Linked DNA regions of Mus musculus: all the other regions are linked to region 1. A link is a contact called in ENCODE Hi-C data. All regions are on one chromosome and are shown on one strand. The core of a region is the stretch at or near the end of the contact, and the rest is flanking DNA. Distances in the headings are between cores, read along the strand shown. Region 1 overlaps Spata7 (spermatogenesis associated 7). Region 2 has its middle 21 kb from the start of Arl4a. Region 3 has its middle 98 kb from the start of Immp2l. Region 4 has its middle 170 kb from the start of Gm40418.

Region 1 (3,369 bases), core at 447-2,946:
TAAACACCGTCCCAGATTATAAACCATTGTCAGTTCCCATGAGGTCACTGTGTTAGACCAAACATGTTCTGAAAAATGACTTTAGAAGTGGTGGATGAAGCCTCAGGTAACACAGGGGTCCCCAGCCTTGCATCTGCGCTCTTGTGTATCATCCCCTCACCCCTAAGACTGCAAGAGACCCGTGACTGTCCTGCTTCTCACCAAGAGTTACCTGCCTTGCTAGCAGTCTCTGTGGTTCTCCTTTGCCAAGCTGTGACCTGCTTAGGGAGCATGCACATGGCAGGAGATGGCAAGTAGCCATCTGTCCGCCAGCCAGCCAAGACCAGATGAAACTCGCAGATCTATGGTGCAAGAAAAGGAATTCTGCTGGCAACTGTAGCATGGAAGCAGTTTCTCCCCCAGTCGAGCCTCCTGATGCCATCACAGCCCTGAATACCACCTGGACTGTAGCTTTTGACCCCATCACTCTGTGTTTCAATTCTTGAACCATAGCAATATGAGAGCAATAATAAATATGTGGTGTTTCAAGACACTAAAATTGTGGTAATTTATTACATAGCATTGAAATTACAGAAATCTTAATATGTAAAAGGGGACAAAAAAAAAGAAGAAAAGTAATATTGAGTTACTGGCCACATGGAGTGTTTATTAATGTAGATCCAGAGGTCAGTCTTCAATGCTCATTCCCATGATTCGTAGAGTCGATAATTCCTTACCATGATTACTGCCACCATTGATGCTGGGGAATGGACCAGATGGGGACAGTGATGTGCTCAGACAACAGAGTTCCCTGGAAGTCTCAGCCCTTTCAAAGTCACTGTCACCTTCAATGACATCCACAGAGGTTTCCTGGTCTATTACACTATCAGAAACACTTGGATTGTTTTCATTCCAGGGTGAGGCTTCATTATCTGTTTCGTCATTGACCTGTTGAATTATAACACCCTCTGAATGCTTGACTTTATGGGCGGGTATTAAAAATTCGCCCGGTAAAGAGAACATCTTGTTTTCGTCCTTCGGCACAGCCGACAGCATGTCCAGGGCCTCCTGGTACTGCTGGCGCTCGTGGTGACTCACTGTTTCTTCATCACTTACAAACTCATTTTCTCTTGAAATCAGAGCCTTTTGAAAATGAAGTTGATTCAACATTCTGAAATGTTTTTGCTTTGCTGGGTCTTCCTCAGATATGCAGCCTAAGTCAACCTTCAGCCCATGCAGCAGGTAGCGCATCTTTCCCTAGAATTGGGGGGAAAGCAATTCTGAGGGTCGTTACATTCGCTACACTATTAAAACTGAACTCTATCTGCAGCGCTGCTAGTCTCATGATCACACTCTCCCAGTCCTGCCCCTTTCCCCTCATAAAAAGCACAAGGCAGAAAGTGCCTATTTTAAATAAAACATATTCTTTTAGAGAATAGAAAAACATTAAATTCCAAAGAAAGACCAACCTCCTCCAAATGATGTTTATTTTTCTTTATATGTCGCTCAAACAGTCGCTCTAGAAACCTACAAATGATAAAGAAAAATATTAGTATCTTAAACTCAGATAACCTACTAAATGTAAAATAGTTACATAACATAAAAACCGACAAAGGCTGCAAAGTAGTTTTCAGATGAATGGTTTTCCCTGTGAAGCTAGAAACAAATCCTTCCTGCTCTGTCACGTGCTCTAACCTGGCAGGCAGCCTGGCTTCTGTTACGCATTTGTTTTTACGTTAGATAACAGACGCCAGTCTATCAGAAGGATTACGTACTACTTATGTTTCTGTGACTGTTTTAGGTGAAGGATAGAACTGCCTGCAAATCTCTCTCCCCATTAGACACACAGACACTAAAAGCTCCCTGCGCCCTTCACCAACCCTACAGAAAATGCTCTCACAGAGCTGTTAACCTTGCTCCTAAAGAATACTCTCCATGGACGCCAAGCCTACAAAACAGCCTCCAAGTGGATGCCAGGGCTTTATGCTAAACATATACAATAGTCTGCCTCCACTCACCCCAGCCACGGTCTCTTATGCAGCCCTGGCATTCAGAGATCTGCCTCCTTGCTGGGATTAAAGGCGTGTGCTACCATGCCTGGCCCTCTCTTCCTGCTAAAGCCAGGGTATGAAGACCAGTGAGAGCCATGGTAAAGGTGAGAGATTACATCTCTAGGATGAGTTTCCTCTCCCCTGAGGTTACAGCCCCTTCAGAAAATTTACCTGAGAAGCAAAGGTCACGATCCCTTCAGAGAAGTGACCAGCTTCAGGGAATACATTCTTTCTACAGCAGGCCCAGTACCACTCTTACTATTCACAAGTCTCCTGGAAACAACTAATTTCCTTGGCCACCATCATTCATACTCGTTAACACATGCAGTAACCCAGGAGGCCTGGGTTGTCCTATCATGTTTAGAGATCCAGAAACTTGTATCCTACTCTACAGCTACTGCTAACATTCTGGAATTGCACACCCGGACATTGTTATATGCTTATATATTTCCTCAAGCTGGGATTAAATAATACATATTATTTTGGTATAAATACACACACACATACACACATTATTTTGGTATAAATACACACACACACACACACACACACACACAAACACACAAACACACGCATTTTCTCATCAACTAGATGAGATCAACTGAAAGGTTGAACACCTTTCAGTGTGAAGAACTCCATCTTGCACCATTTAGTTTCTTTCTCAGTCTGGTTTTATGTTTGGTCTTATGAACCAGTGCTAAATCTTAAAGAGGAAATATAAACATTTAAGGAAACATGTAAATGATATGCAAATTTTGGGGTTGTATTAAAAAACATAAAAGTTACCATTTTAACCCTGTAAAATGTGTAGTCCAGTAGGGTTCCACCTATTGGTGCTGCTGGGAAGTGGCTCTCTAAACTGTTTCACCTTGAAACTTAAAAACTCCTTATGCAGTTCTTAAAAGTTACTAGTTTTGTCTCAACAATAAAAGAACCTCTGGTGGAATCACCATGCCTGACCTCAAGCTGTGCTATAGAGCAACTGTGATTAAAAACTGCATGGTACTGGTACAGCGACAGACAGGTAGATCAATGGAATAGAACTGAAGACCCAGAAATGAATCCACACACCTGTGGTCACTTGATCTTTGACAAGGGAGCTAAAACCATCCAGTGGAAAAAGACAGCATTTTCAATAAATGGTGCTGGCACAACTGGCAGTTATTATGTAGAAGAATGTGAATTGATCCATTCTTATATCCTTGTACAAAGCTCAAGTCTAAGTGGATCAAAGACCTCCACATAAAACCAGAGACACCAAAATTTATAGAGGAGAAAGTGAGGAAAAGCCTCGAAGATATGGGCACTGGGGAAAAATTCCTGAACAGAACAGCAATGG
Region 2 (3,369 bases), core at 632-3,131, about 59 Mb after region 1:
CATGCCTGGCTTCTTTGCAGCCCTTTAGAATGGGAAGTGTGTCATGTGATACAGTTGTAAAAACAAGGCTTTGAAATTATTAAAAATGAAGCAAACTAAGCAGAATCACTCTGGGAACATTAATCTTGCTAAGTATATTTTAAGCATTTCCAAAGATTACATAAAATCATCTAAGAACATAGACTCTCGAAAAGAGTCTCATAATAAAGCTTTTTTTTTTAACTATCCACACGTTTTTGAACTGTTTTTCCATTATTCATTAATTCATTAATTGAAGAAACGTTCTAAACTAAAACTGGATCTACTCTCTGAGCCACCTACAACACTCCTTAGTGTTTACTTAAGGACTCCATGATGACAGGTCACAGAGATGCATGCATAGCAGTATTTACCACAGTAGTGGTCGTCATTGCTATTATGGGAACAACCCAAGTGAAGAAGGATAAAGAAAATATGCTACATAGATGTGATAGAAATGTTTAAAACCATAAAAATGAATGAAATTATATTTGTGAAATATGGATGCAACTAGAGATAATTATGTGTGTTTAGTTTCAGAATGACCAATATTGCGCTTTCAGTTGTGATTCCTAGATTTTATATACTACATAAAACCACGGATGTGCATACAACATGAAACTGAAAGCAAAACTGCCCAGGGGGGAATGATGAGGACAGGAAGATGAGGGAGGAGGGAGATGGAGGAGGGAGAGGGAGGAGGGAGAGGAGGGAGGGAAGGTAGAAGGGATGGTGTTGAACGGGCTGAGCAGAAGTCTGCTCTGCTGTGAAAATGTCCTGTGTGACACAGTGCTGTGTACAATCGGACACACAGTGAAAACAAAGGAGTGTGCCTGTAACCCTAGGCTTGCTGATATTTTAAAGGAAGGCAATCAATACAGTGTTTCTGATTCGTCCTGGTCATTGATTTCCCTGACTATGAATCCTTGGGATTTGAATTCCATACCTCACGGATTTATGAGAGAGCATAAATTTATATAGAATCTTTTTTTTTTACCTTGTTAAAATGTTTCCACACATTCTTTGGAAACAATTATCTAAGTGAAATAATCAGATGTTTAGGTTGCTAATGTCCAACGGAAGGCTAAGGTTTTAGAAACAAAACAATGCCTTGTTAGACATTTCATGTGTTCAAATTAATTGGAGAATTAAAAAGCTATCAGAAGTGACAACAACCCCACCTCTCACACATAATTATGAAAGAGATATAAATATTGTGGACAGTTTGTGAAAAATCCATACCTTTGAGGCTTTTAATTGCAGAAATCAGAGTATTTAGAATAACAGTTTGTAGAATGTACACTTTTTAGAAGCTTAAATTGTGGTGGAAGAATGTGTTAGGGATGTGGTTGTCATTTCTGGTAGCTTTTTAATTCTCCAATTAATTTGTACACATAAAATGTCTAACAAAGCAATATATTGTTTCCAAAACATTAGCCTTCAGTTGGACATTAGCAACCTGAACATCTGATTATTTCGTGATATACAGAAACCTAGCCTGTGTTAAAGAGGACCATGGATTTTTGCAGTCCTGTTAAGAGCAGAGGCTCTGGTGTTGACCATTATTTATAGCAGGCTTCGTATCCCTGTTTGTGACAGATGGGTGGTTTTACTGGAAAGGAGGATTCGGAGATAAAGCAGGAGTCTAGTCAGAGGTGAAGAGGAGGCTCGTGTTCCTCATCTTATCTTCTGTTTAGTGTGAGTGTGTGAGCGTGCGTACGTGTTAGTTGCTGAGAGCCCCTTCCTGTCTGCTGGAACGGAACTGAGAGGGGTGGTGCAGCGTTAGAGGTTCCGAAATCTAAGAGCCACTTTCCTTTCCCACCGCTTTCCGCTGACTCAGTCCAGCAGTGAGCCCCGCAGGACCGAGAGGTCTTTGTGTTCAGATTATTTTACTAGCTACAAACGCCACACCCTTGTAGTACAGACACAGAACACTTTGTCCTTCCAGGAGGTCGGGACTTTGACCACAGCCCTGGGATTTCAAAGCTGCCTCACGGAGGCTTGTCTACTGTGATCTAAAGTGTTGAGCCCAGTGAGGGTCCCGTTATAAAGCAGTTTTACAACTGCTTGCTGCTAGACTCCCACACTAGTGAGGCTATATCTTTAAAACAGCACATAGTCTGTTTTGAAGGGGAAAAGGCCATTGCTCTACACAGGCAGCTGTAAGGAAAGAGTTGGTGTCTGAAAGGAGAGCTGAACTGGAGACTGGGGTGGAGTTGGCACCCAGAGTTTTAGCTTCCTAAACTGGGAGTAGTCACCGTCATTAGGACTTATAATTCTCTTCTCCGGACACTGCAAGGCTTGAAATGGTTATGTACAGTATTCTAAATCCTCTTCAAAGCGAATCTTGGCATTGGACAATATGATACTTCCCTAGTAACTGTATGAAATGGGATCTCTCTCTTCCAAAAGTGTAAATCCAGTAAGAACAGCTAAATTATGTGTACATGTTTATGTCTGAGTATTAGTATGTGCACACCTGAGTGTAGGTATCCACAAAGTCCAGAAGAAGGTATCAGATCCTCTGGAACTGGACATGGGCAGTCACAATGACGCCATTCGCCCCCCCCCCATTAGTGTTAGAACCCCTTAGGTCCCCTGCAAGCGCTGCACACTATAACCACTGAGATACCTCTCCAGCCTTAAAGCTAATGAGCTGAAGGAAAGACATTTACCCTAAGAGCACTGGGCCATGAGCCAACAGTCGTTTATAGGTCACCTTCACGACGCCCAGCTCCCAAACATCTGTCAATCTCAGGCTTCTCTTGGGCACGCACCACTGGCTGTATGAAGCTCGGCAGGGAATGGCTCCCCAGTTTTTGCCAACTGGCTTCTCTCATAGGCTAATCTTGATTGCTTTCTATTGTCTACCCTGCCGCCATAACATCTTCATAAAGGAAGGTCATGAATACTTTGTGTTTTCAAAGCATCCTAGCTGAAGTGAAAAGAAAAAGGAGTTTGGAGTTCATGTCGAGTCTCAGGAGAGGGCAACCGCTCTCTGGCCTGTAAGTACAGGAACTTCACCTTCAAGGTGACCTTAGCAGCCAACAAGTTTGCATGCCTAGAGCAATCTGACCAAATCAGTTATTATCACACATGTAGCCACTGAGCTACACCTCCAGGCCCCTTTTATTTTCATTAAAAAATCCAAACATTTACATTTTTAAAAATTTATATATACTTACAGCTTTGTTTTTATTTCAGATGAAACTTTTTCAGGCCCAGATCAATACAAATATTCATTAAAAAAAAACAAAAACAAAACAAAACAACAACAAAAACTTTAAGCAGCGTAAATCATTTCTTAACCCCAAACTTTGGTCTGGAGACCAAAGAATCTCAGAAATAAAA
Region 3 (3,369 bases), core at 438-2,937, about 58 Mb after region 1:
GCCCTTTTGGATTAAAATAAAGTTGGAATCCATCCCTGTCATCTGTCCTGTGGAAAGCATCATGCTTTCCCTGATATTTTCACAGAGTTTTGAGAGCTCATGCTCCTGTAGACGTGTGTTCGGAGTTCCTCCTTCTACTGTCCTCCCGATTCATAGCATCCGATCCTATGTAATTGTCAGGGTTTCCTAGAGAAACAAAACCAAATGGATGGATTGCGGAATCACAGTTGTGGAGGCTAACAAGCTCCCTGTACACCAAATGCACATTGCAGTTTTAGGAACATTGTTAAGAGTTGCTTCAGTCAAGTCTGATGGTCTTAGGAACACAGGTCCTGATGCAGCACAGGTCAAAGGTTGGAGAGCCCAGATCGCCGCATTTCTGTCATCTCTCAGCCAATGAACTGTGCCTGACTCCACTTCACAGGGCCAGAAGTGTGCCACTTCACTCATTTAAATTTTAACCCCTTCCAGAAACACTCTCAGAAATGTTGCTTTCCCAGAATGCTTGCTTTCCCTGCTAATCTGGGTGTCTCTCAGTCCAGCCAAAGTGACATCTAAAATGAACCATCATCCCTCCTGTACTTTGCTGTGCACTGCCCCAGATGTTGACTACTGTCTCTTCTTCTTCTTGAGGAAATAATACAGATAAGGAATTGGGGGCGGGTATGTTTTTTTTTAATCGAAGACCAAGAAAAGCACAAATCTAAATCATAGCAAATGGACAATCTATAATCATGTGTATGAGCCATGAGAGCTTCTCTCTCTCTCTCTCTCTCTCTCTCTCTCTCTCTCTCTCTCTGTGTGTGTGTGTGTGTGTGTGTGTGTGTGTGTGTGTGTGTGTGTGTGTGTCCCTGTGTGTCTCTGTGTGTTTGTGTGTCTGTATCTGGCTCTCGTAACTTGTCATGGCTTCCATTCTTTTTGTATACTCCATCTGTACCTTTCCTCCCCCAACCATCTCCACCTCATTGCCACATTTCTGTTATTTCTCTTTGGGAGCAGTTCAGTCTTATTGCAGATAACACCCTCAGGGCCTCATCTTCACTCTGAAAGGGATCCTTCACAGCTTGTCTAAGTCAGTGGCAATACTGCCAGCTGTTAAAATAGATTCTTCATCTGGTATCTGAAAAGGTGACATTGGAAGTTCTGTTTCCTACTTGCTCTGTGCATCTGTTTCCCACTTCTTAAAAAAGATCTCCATGGACCAAACTATGGAAGGATTTCCCACAGTGCTTTGTAATTTCATCCTTTTCTGGACTCTATAAGCATTCTCTTCTAAAGAGTACATGTCTTCTTTAATATCTTGCCTTGAAATTCTTATCCCACCAAGGAGATCACTGTGTAAACTTTGTATAATAAGAAACAATTAAAATGTCTATGTAGATTTATAGATAGACTTTTATTTCCAAAAATATTACTGGTTCTGTGGTGAAAAGTTCTCTGCTTGTGTTATGTAAAATATTCTATATCTAGGAAACTAGAAAGCAGAGTCTATATCACATTAGAAAATTGCAGAGACATTAAAGAATAGATGAAAGATGCTTGAATGGGAACATCTCTCAGTAGGTGAGGACCATTGGGATAGCCTCATCTGCAACCACTAACAATTAGTGGGTACATCCCAAAACCATAGTTTAACAAGTATCTCAAAATAACTCTTTTTCTTTGGAACAAAAAGTACATTTTAGAAAAGGACTTGGTGGAGCATTTTACCCAGATGGAGCAATTGGTTTTCAGACATTTAGTTCCCTTTATTTTAAGCAGGGAGACACTACCTTTAAGAGTTTATTGCATACCACTGTTAAAGTGTGCATTGATTCAAATCATTATTCTTCCTTGACACTCTCTGAGGTAGCCATCCTTATCTTTATTTCACCTATGAGACTACCGAGGCTTAAAGAAGTTGATTCTCTCACCCATGATCAAAGGCTGTTGGCACACTCAAGTTTGTCAGATAGGACCTGGCCAGGACTGTTTGGCACATTAAAACACAGCAGCTGTGAGAGCTTCCTGAAGGAGGTGTTTCTTTGTTACGACGTGGGCAAGAGTAAGTAATAGCAGCAAGGGGCAGGGAAGCACACAGGGCTAGGAACGTGGAGCCATATCCCCCAGAGACCTTAGGGACAAATGAAAGGACACTCACTAGATCAGGGAGGGACCTGCAGTCATGAGAGGAACCATATGCTACTGAGCTGGAGTTTTAGGTAGAGGAGAGAAGACACTGCCAAACTACTGCCCAAGGGACCAGAGAATGACAGACTATATTGTTTGAGCAATTTGTCATTGTCATCTGATTTCTTACAAATACCTCCCATTGACACAACCTGAAGGCAGTGGACAGGAAAAAAAAAAACAAAACCCTAGCTGACAGTCCATAAATATGAATCTCCTTGGGCAAAGTGGAAAGAGGGTCTAGAGAAGACATCAGGATGGTTCAGGATTCCAGGTTTCCCTGCAGAACCTGAGTCCTTGACCACCATATCATGCCTTGCAGGTAAACTGATGATCCCCAGAAGACTGGTTCCTCTGTATAAATATGATAGACTGGAAGGAGTAGGAGAGCAGTAGTTATCAAAGTCACACCTTGGGAATTATGTAAAGTAGCTGACACAGAGTATAAGACCCCTGCCTCTTCAGATTGGCTACCACAAGCTTCCCAGTAGATTGTGTGATATTTAGAATGGTAGTATCTGAGTAATGGCGGCTGATAAGACAAGTGTCAGTAACCCAGCAACCCATTATTTGTCTTTGATAAACAGAAGCACTAGGAGTTTACAGTATATTTGTGGAGTCTGGCATCATGAATGGTGTCTTAGTGTCCTAGCTTATAAGAGGCTATTAATAACCCCTGAAAACACATAGATTTTACCTAATGGGGTCCATGGAGATGCTCACTTGAATGGCTGCAAAGACTGCTGATACAATTGAGATTTCATTTACATACTAATTTATTTGTTTGTTTGTTTGTTTGTTTTGAGATAAGATCTATCATTGACCTAGAACCTACCAATAGGCAAGACTGACTGGCCAGTGAGCCCCGGCATCTGTCATCCTACAAACTCGAGGGGAAAGAAAATCAACCCAAATCATCATGGCCAAATTAACTAAAGCAAGCAATTAATTAAAGCAAGCTTTTCTGTTCTTGAATGTGAGCTGCCTCCATGGCAGGCTTCAAGAGGTCAGCATATGATGAGGAAGATAAAGCTTTTATTGTTTAGAGGGAGGTTTGTATTTTTTTAAAAAAGATTTATTTATTTTATTTTATGTATATGAGTACACTGTAGCTGTACAGATGGTTGTGAACCTTCATGTGGTTGTTGGGAATTGAATTTTTAGGACCTCTGCTCACTCCGGTCAACTCTGCTTGCTCAG
Region 4 (3,369 bases), core at 499-2,998, about 49 Mb after region 1:
GATAGAATTAATTACACGTGTTAATAATCATAGTAAATTCAACACCTTTGGGAAGAAAAGTTGCAAGAGATGCTTCCAAAATAAAGTGTAACTTTCCTCTGAGAGTGCTTGTTTTCTTCCAAAAGAAGGCTTTCAAATGTATTTTAAAGCTACAGCTAGAGACTTGCTAACTGCATCACTCTAAATCTATCTATATCACACCTAAAGATGTTAAAGCAACATTTAGAACTCCAAGGAGAAAACAAGCAACAGAATTTAGAAAGCAGGAACCACATGGAAACAAGAAAAGTCTTCAGTCATTTTTTAAGAATGTGAGTTACATGATGTGGAAGATGAATATTTGAGAGTTTTAAAAAAGAACCTCATTCCTTATCGGGAACACTCGCATGCCACAATCCGTGGCTTGGGAAACCTGTAGTCTGCAGGGCTAGGAAAAAAATCATTTCATTTAAAGAGGCAACTGTACGATCTTCAAGGCGAACACTGCTGAACACTGAGCATTTCCCCTTTAACTTTTTCATCTCAAAATGATAAATTTTGCTAGAAATAAGATTTTAAGGCAAGATATCATGTTATATAGCCCAGCCTGGCTTTGACCTGTTATTCTGTCTTAACACTCCCCACCCCAGGCTATGATTGTCAACATTTGCCACCACAGTCATCATTCAAAGTAATTTCTATGAGGACTCAGTTGTCCCTTCAAGTGTCCCAGCATGTTCTCAACGCCCACTAAATTCTGGATAGATTTACATTTCAAATATGTAGCTTTTCCCCTTTAGGTAGACAGTGGAAGAATCAGAGTGCCTTGTTAAACAAAATGAAGCAGCCACAATTAATAACAAGTAAACTCCACCACATTCAACAGCTTTATTCCAAACAAATGATGACTACACACTCCACCGTTCAAGGGTGACCAAGGGCAAAATAGAACCTCCCTGAGGTCACAGAAAAAGAGAAAGAATATTCACTGAGAAATTAAAACTGAGAATTCTATCTCTTCCAAACTTGTGAAGACTAAATATTGTTCATTTTCATAAAAATTATGGAATTTGGCCCGTAAATAAAATGACAAATTATGAACAGAACTCATTTAAATAACTTGGCCATGAAAAAGAACTTTGGGGAATTTATTTATTCCAAAATTATTTTGAAATTGGGAAAATAATGAGTCCTGGTATATCCCAACTTCATAAATAAATAAATAAATTTGTCTGAGTGTAGATAGCTTGTGAAACAAGCCAAAGCATTGAAAAACAAAGACTCTCTGTATCTAATCTTTATCTTCCATTGTGTTTTTAGATTCTGCAAATAGCATTATGAGACTAATTGGTATATTTATTTCTTTTATTTGAAAAATCAGTTCACTCGCTTGCTTGTCAGTGGCCTTTCAGTCTTCCGTGCTCCATGTCTTTGATATGGTACTTTTCCTTAGATGTCATTCTCAACCCATGTTCATCCCTTGATGGTTAGGCAGCAATAGACTTTACTGAGAAATAGAAACCTGTCAGTGATTGATCTCCTCAAGACCATATTCTCCCTTAACAGAAGCTATGAAGAGGCCCTGTCCAGTGTTGCACTGTTGGTGTTGACTTGTAGAGTGAAATGTTCTGCACACAAGCACAGCAAAATATTTTGGTAAAACGTAATTATCAGAAATTGTGACACTGGACCATTAATTCCCTGTATATTAGAGTGACACTTGACTTGACTCGCCCATTCTCATTCCAGACCCATCTGAAATAGGCAATTCAACTTAATGATGTCACAATATTTGCCAGGCTATAGGTACTGAAGAGAAGACACTGGGCTGTTCTTGCTGTTTGAGATTCCTTTCCTCTCTATACACAACCAGCCCATCTGTCTCACTCATACGGGAAACTTATCTTTGAAACATCACTCTATTATTATCACGGTTGTTCTTTAAAATTTGCTTCTTAACTTTAGATTGTGTTTTGGAAACCAGGTTTTCAAAGCTCCCAGATCTTGTTGGCCAATTTAAAATGTTGATAGTAATATACCCTGGAAGAAGCTCATATCAATAAAGAACTCAAAAGCACTATATTCCCATTCAGTTACTGGAGGATAACCTCTCTGTGAAATACAGATTGCCTACTTTTTAAAAGAAAAAAATCACAACAAAGAATTCCACCCCTCCCAACCTCTAATATTTTTCAAAGTGTGAATTGAAGAGGACTTAGAGACAGATGGGTCTGGATGATCAAGTTACCTGTTATAGCAGCACATCTGCCGGGGCAGTCAATCACTGTGATGGCTCTGACAGGTCGATGGAGCCAGAGCAAGAGTGGCTAATGCAGACAGAACGGCTGGGGAAGCACAGGCCTCCTGCTTGTCTCCTGGGTTTGACTGGTCTGAAACCCGTACTTGAATTTGCTCTGGTTAAAAAAATCTGTCTATTGTGCAATGATATTAGATGAGAGATTTGGGATCCCACGTTTTTTGAAAAGCCAACATATTGAACACATATGATAGGGGATGATTTGGTTAGCAATTCCAAGCTGTCAGTCAATATTTGGTCTTACTTGGGGGATGTGGTAGAAAGTATGGGCAAAAAAAGAATAGAAAGGAAAGAGGTAGAAATTAATTTCCAATCTTCATTTTCTCCAAAAATGTCAAAAGAAGAAAGACATAAAACACTCGTTCTGCGATGCCTAATTTTGAGAGCTCAGTACAATAAAAATTAGCATTGAATAGAACAAAGGCAATTCTTAGAATGTCAAGAAGCAAAATTATTAAAATTTAGGTAGGCCTGATTCTTTACTTTCTCTGTATACATGATACTTTCTTCTGCTTTTCAATCATAAAGAGAGTGTTTATCAAGTCTAACAGATCCAAATATTTGGTAATAGTACAAACAACATATGAAACAAGCAACTAAGATTTCTCAAACAATTGAAAATACATGTTTCTATTAAGTAAAGAACTACTTGCATTCATGCATAATACATTTGCAGAAATGAAGATGTTGGAAGACAATGGAGGTCTTGATATTTCTTATTTCTTCCAATGACTTAATTCATCAGTTGTTGAAATCACCTGGATATAAAGTATTACCTTCCAAGTCCTAAATCTCAAATAGATACCTCAAAGCTAGGGATTTGCAAGAACTACAGCAAGTTAAATGTGCAGTTAGTGCCATTGATGTATTTATGTGTACATATCTACTTATAATATGTACATATGTCTTGTATTGGTGACTAGAAATATGTATTTATATGTTTAGAGTTAGAATACATATATTTCTTTGAGAAATAACAAAATATTCTATAAGTGAAACATTATTATTATCCCACTGCAGAACTACAGTGAGCAAACATTTTTGAAAAGAGGGCAAGATGTTAATACATGCAG

What was found. A loop is a pair of places that touch in the nucleus more often than their neighbours do.
Region 2: a map of T-helper 17 cell shows a loop between it and region 1 (12-fold over the local background). The contact joins two enhancer-like sites. A Hi-C loop is called at or near these places in 2 of 37 maps with a recorded cell type or tissue (T-helper 1 cell and T-helper 17 cell).
Region 3: a loop to region 1 is called in a map of T-helper 17 cell, with 9 times the contacts of the local background. The contact joins two enhancer-like sites. A Hi-C loop is called at or near these places in 2 of 37 maps with a recorded cell type or tissue (T-helper 1 cell and T-helper 17 cell).
Region 4: a loop to region 1 is called in a map of T-helper 1 cell, with 15 times the contacts of the local background. The contact joins two enhancer-like sites. A Hi-C loop is called at or near these places in 2 of 37 maps with a recorded cell type or tissue (T-helper 1 cell and T-helper 17 cell).

Annotation. Positions count from the first base shown.
Region 1 is chr12:98,666,969-98,670,337 of GRCm38, reverse strand. Spata7 (spermatogenesis associated 7) reads right to left here. Exons shown (of 11, transcript NM_001289572.1): 10 at 1,449-1,506; 11 at 519-1,236. The coding sequence ends at 667. Among named protein-coding and RNA genes, the nearest start is that of Spata7, 41 kb to the right of the region's middle. Within about 2 kb of position 1,696, at least 1 of the 3 ENCODE cell types and tissues checked has a DNase peak (open chromatin) inside an H3K27ac peak, as active enhancers do.
Region 2 is chr12:40,015,601-40,018,969 of GRCm38, reverse strand. No RefSeq gene overlaps it. Among named protein-coding and RNA genes, the nearest start is that of Arl4a, 21 kb to the left of the region's middle. Within about 2 kb of position 1,881, at least 3 of the 3 ENCODE cell types and tissues checked have a DNase peak (open chromatin) inside an H3K27ac peak, as active enhancers do.
Region 3 is chr12:40,924,580-40,927,948 of GRCm38, reverse strand. No RefSeq gene overlaps it. Among named protein-coding and RNA genes, the nearest start is that of Immp2l, 98 kb to the left of the region's middle. Within about 2 kb of position 1,687, at least 1 of the 3 ENCODE cell types and tissues checked has a DNase peak (open chromatin) inside an H3K27ac peak, as active enhancers do.
Region 4 is chr12:49,948,205-49,951,573 of GRCm38, reverse strand. No RefSeq gene overlaps it. Among named protein-coding and RNA genes, the nearest start is that of Gm40418, 170 kb to the left of the region's middle. Within about 2 kb of position 1,748, at least 1 of the 3 ENCODE cell types and tissues checked has a DNase peak (open chromatin) inside an H3K27ac peak, as active enhancers do.